Regions from separate parts of the Homo sapiens genome. Here region 2 is linked to region 1. A link is an interaction called in ENCODE POLR2A ChIA-PET data of the cell type or tissue named here. Cell type or tissue: OCI-LY7. All regions are shown on one strand. Region 1 overlaps POLE2 (DNA polymerase epsilon 2, accessory subunit). Region 2 overlaps LOC105370485 (a long non-coding RNA gene).

The links. ChIA-PET counts read pairs that join two places held together with the same protein. Peaks named below come from ENCODE experiments on the same cell type or tissue, not always from the same donor. Only the 100,000 strongest peaks of a DNase experiment are listed, where the experiment ranks them.
Region 2: POLR2A ChIA-PET joins it to region 1 with 7 read pairs; 2 of 35 experiments call an interaction of 5 or more read pairs at or near these places.

Annotation. Positions count from the first base shown.
Region 1 is chr14:49,681,982-49,684,481 of GRCh38, reverse strand. POLE2 (DNA polymerase epsilon 2, accessory subunit) reads left to right here. Exons shown (of 19, transcript NM_002692.4): 2 at 789-889. Among named protein-coding and RNA genes, the nearest start is that of POLE2, 5.0 kb to the left of the region's middle. In OCI-LY7, no CTCF peak of the experiment used is centred here; no DNase peak of the experiment used is centred here.
Region 2 is chr14:49,975,888-49,978,387 of GRCh38, reverse strand. All of the region lies in intron 1 of LOC105370485 (a long non-coding RNA gene), which reads right to left. Among named protein-coding and RNA genes, the nearest start is that of MIR6076, 11 kb to the right of the region's middle. RefSeq lists enhancers at 595-644, 665-794 and a silencer at 2,283-2,500. In OCI-LY7, no CTCF peak of the experiment used is centred here; DNase peaks (open chromatin) are centred at 647, 1,177 and 1,637; H3K4me3 peaks cover 2,385 bases; H3K27ac peaks cover 2,500 bases.

The sequences.
Region 1 (2,500 bases):
AAGCCTTTTTTTTTTTTGAGACGGAGTCTCGCTCTCTCGCCCAGGCTGGAGTGCAGTGGCGCGATCTCGGCTTACTGCAAGCTCTGCCTCCCGGGTTCACGCCATTCTCCTGCCTCAGTCTCCCGAGTATCTGGGACTACAGGCGCCCGCCACCATGCCCGGCTAAATTTTTTGTGTTTTTAGTAGAGACGGGGTTTCATCGTGTGTTAGCCAGAATGGTCTTGATCTCCTGACCTCATGATCCGCCCGCCTCGGCCTCCCAAAATGCTGGGATTACAGGCGTGAGCCACCGCGCACAGCCAAGCCTATTTTTTTTCTTATTTTACAATTGAAAACAGTGATTATTGGAATTTACTTTGAACAAGTGCATTATCAAATTAAATATATGAGTGTCTTATGTTCAGGATATGGTGCTTGACATTGAAACAGATGGACTCTTGCCTTAAATGTAGGGTAGTAAGTAATAAAAGGCTAATGTAATATATCAGATCTAAGGTATATGTAAATGTGATTTTTAACAATTTCAGAAGAAAGGGGAGATTGCAGCAGGTAGAGCTGGTCTAGGAAGCCTTCTTAGAGGAAGGATGTGATTTGAGGCTTTATGTTAGCAAGGCATAGGAGGATGATTTTGTTCAGAAAGCACAGGAAAGATAAAGTGCTACTTGAAGAGAGCAGTTAGTGGTTCTTCCTTTCAGTGCCAGATTGATGAGTATTTGCTGCTTTTTGGCAGAAAACTTTTAGCCTTTAATTACTAATGACCTGCCTCATTTTTCCTTTCCTTTTCTTAGTGAAGCTATTAAGTACCTCACAGAAGCTCTTCAGTCTATCAGTGAATTAGAGCTTGAAGATAAACTGGAAAAGATAATTAATGCAGTTGAGAAGCAACCCTGTAAGTAATATTTTCTGATAACTCCTAAATTGTTAATATAGTTCTGCATCTTCAGTTAGATGTATAGATTTAAATTGAAGTTGAGGCTTCACTATTAAGATGTCCCAGTGTTATAAGATGTATGCATGGTAGCATTTCTTCCCAAGGGGTAATACCTTTAGTTTATTTTAATTTTTTTTTCTTTCTTTTTTGGGATGGAGTCTCGCTCTGTTGCCCAGGCTGGAGTGCAATGGCGCTATCTTGGCTCACTGCAACCCCCACCTCCCGGGTTCAAGCAATTTTCTTGTCTCAGCCTCACGAGTAGGTGGGATTACAGGCACACACCTCCATGTCAGGCTAATTTTTTGTATTTTAGTAGAGATGGGGTTTCACTGTGTTGCTCAGCCTGGTCTCAAACTCCTGGGCTCACGCAGTCCACCTGCCTCGGCCTCCCAAAGTGCTAGGATTACAGGCGGGAGCCACCACACCCGGCCTTTTTTATTTTAACTGTTGATGACATCCAAACCCTTAGTTTAGTTGGAACCTCAGGATGATCCCCAAGGGCCCTTTTATAGTTCCTTTCCCCCAGTGGAGGTGTCACCACCATGTTTCCTGCACTTGGCTTCTGATTTTGATCTGGTCCTTTATGGTCACTTTGTCTCTCCTAGTGGCTATTACCATGTCTTATTTAAGTCATTAACTCCTAAATGTTTGGGAGGAAAAAAAGAAGAGTAAAGTAAACAGAGCTGACATCTCTTCTTGATTTCTTCAGGGATTTTTTTTTTTTAATAGAATGGCTAGTCATTTTAACTTAATTTTGTAAGTCTAAGTTAAAGGGCAGAGACAGTAACTTTTCAATAAAAAGCAATTCTACTAATGCACTGATAATGAATACACTAAACAGAGTTGGAAGGCATTTTACTGAAAGCAAACTGTAGAAAATAGACTTTTTTTTTTTTTTTTTTTTTTTTTTCCCTGAGAAGGAGTCTTGCACTGTCGCCCAGGCTGGAATGCAGTGGTGCTATTTCGGCTCACTGCATCCTCTGCCTCCTGGGTTCAAATGATTCTCCTGCCTCAGCCTCCCGAGTAGCTGGGATTACAGGTGTGCGCCACCATGCCTGGCTAATTTTTGTATTTTTAGTGGAGACGAGGTTTCACCATGTTGGCCAGGCTGGTCTCGAACCGCCAACTTCAGGTGATCGCCCACCTCGGCCTCCCAAAGTGCTGGGATTACAGGCGTGAGCCATTGTACCTGGTGAAAATAGACATTGATACAAAATTATATAACGCTTGTGATAAGAATAAGTGGGGCCAGGCATGGTGGCTAACACCTGTAATCCCAGCACTTTGGGAGGCCGAGGCTGGTGGGAACGCCTGAGTTCAGGAGTTCAAGGTCAGCCTGGACAACATGGCAAACCCTGTCTCTACTAAATATACAAAAATTAGCCAGGCATGGTGGCAGGCGCCTGTAATCCCAGCTCCTTGGGAGGCTGAGGCAGGAGAATCGCTTGAACCCGGGAGGCAGAGGTTGCAGTGAGCTGAGATTATGCCACTGCACTCCAGACTGGGTGACAGAGTGAGATTCCGTCTCAAAAAAAAAAAAAAAAAAGAATAAGTGGATTTCAAGAAAAG
Region 2 (2,500 bases), 290 kb before region 1:
AGTGTAGCCTTTTAAAAAGTTACATTATGAACTACTTAAAACTCACAAAAAGGCATACAGAATATAACAACACACATGTACCCATTCCCTAACTTTATAAATAAAGCCTTAGCAAGACAGTTGAAGCTCCCTGTGGACTCCCCCACCCCCTCCTCTCCCATAGAGGTAACTGCAGTCCTGAATTTGTCATTACTCCTATTCTTTCTTTGTAATTGTATGTAACATGGCTTCTTTATTTCATTATAATGTATCTATTCTTCCTTATGAGCCTCTCTTGCTGCATAAATTTTCCTGCAGTCCACGAAATGCTATGAAGAGAGTAAAAGCAGCCATCACTTCAGGTGCATTCCCAGTCTCTCAAGGCATTGCATCTTCCTCTTGCTGTGCTCCAAGATGTTGGCAGGGTAATTCCTTCATTAGGATGGGTATTGTCTTTTGTCACCTTATGGGAGACAAAAGGCAGCACCGGAGTCCGCCAGTGCACTGGAGTCCGCCATGAGGCACTGGAGTCCTTACTATGTTCTCTAGATCCTCACTAATCTCTGCTGCAGGGTGGCTGGGAACTTCTTGTCTGATCTCTCAGCTTTGCCAGGGTTCAGTGATCTCCCCAGGTAGACTCAGCCATAGCTCAGCTTCCCTTGGCCCTGGCTCTGAAGGGTTTCTGCCAATCTCCCATCCAGCATCTGGCCTGAGAGGTCCGCCCATTCTTTACTATGGGCTTGCCTTCCCTTCACCACTGAGGGCCCCAGGTAGCCTCTCTAACTCTTATCTCAACCATCTCTCATGACATATGGGAGCCTCTGAGTCCAGTCCATGCCATATGAAAACTGGAGGGGGTTCAGCAGAGAAGCCACACCGCAGCCCTACCTCTGCCTAATCACACTACTCTGTTTTACTCTGATGAGTCAGGGCAGCCTGAGAGGACTTCTCCTTTCAGATTCGACATATGAAGCAAGGTAAATGCCCTAGGTCTGGTGTTCATGTCAACCTACCTGAAGCAGAAAAGAGCGTCCTTCATCTGCGCCCTTATAAAATCTGCAGTAGATAGTCTCCAAAGATGGCCACTGTTGATTCATCTCTCCCTATGTGTGCATATTGTTCCTCCTTTAGAGAAATAGAAGCCATTTCCTCTCCCTTGACTCAGGGCAGGCTTTGTGACTTGCTTTGATCAACAGAGTGCAGTGGAAGTGCTGTTCTGATAGCTCTGAGCCCAGACCTTAAATGCACTGGTAACTTCCTCTTCCTTTTAATTGGAGCCATCTACCATGTAAGAAGTCCAACTACCCTGAGATCACCATGCTATGAAGAAGCCCAAGCTATTCATATGTAGAGGCTATATGAAAAGAGACAGAGAGAGAGAGATGCCAGCCAGCCAGCTATTTCAGTTATCCCAGCTGGAGGCATCAAACATGGGAATGAAGAAGTTTTCTTGGGTATTCCAACCCCAACAGATACTCCATGAACAGAAGAACCACTCAGCTGAGTTCAGCTCAGATTACAGAACTATGAGAAATGGTAAAATATAGTTCTAAGCCACTAAGTTTTGGAAGTGGCTTATTATTCAGCAATAATTAAATGAAACAACTCTCCAGCTGTGTTTCTCACCAATGCCTACTTTATAATTTATGCTCCAGCAACTCAGACCAGCTTGTGGCCCTCTGTGTATGCCATGCTGTTTCTCACTTCCATCCTTTATTTCAAGCTATAATCTCTTTTTTTGACCTCTCTTCTTTGCCTGGCTAACTTTTATTCTGCTCTTGTCTTGTTTCCTTTTTTTTTTCTACTAGGCACCCATGATACCCTATGCAAATCACCACCATTATACTAAATATGTTATATTATAATTGTTTCTTTATGCAGTGGACTCCCAAACTAGGCTGTAAACACCTTAAGCGTAGGAATCATGTCTTACCCAGCTTTGAGACATCGCTTTATATGGAAATGCAAGCAAGTCCCTTAAACTCTTTCAGCTCAGTTTCCCTGTATCACTTAGGGATTGCATTCAGTTGTCTGCAACAGAAACCCAGCCTCACCAGGTTAACCAAACAATGGCTTATTTCTTTCACATAACAAGTCTTGAAGGTAGGCCTTCCAGGGAGGAATAGTGGCTTTACAATGTCAGCAATATCCCAGGTTCCTTCCACCTTCCTGCTCCTCCACCCTCAGAATGTGGATTTCCTCCTCATAGCTTCCTCAAGGTCACAGCATGGCTACTCTGCCACAAGCCTCACACCCACATTCCAGAAAGGGAGAAGGAAGGAACAAGGAAGAAGGGGCAGTGCCCATATCCCAGAAGAAATACTTTTCCAGAAATCTGCAGAAGACTTCCACTCAGGTCTCACTGGCCAGAATCAGATCACATGGCTGTCCACAGCTGCAGTAGCAGCCGCAGAAATCACCAGAGAGCCTGAACTTTGAGCTAGAAGCAGTCACTGCTTGGGGTTGCCTCTCTGTAAGGAACAAGGAAAGAATGGACATTGGGTAGCAACTGGTAATGTCT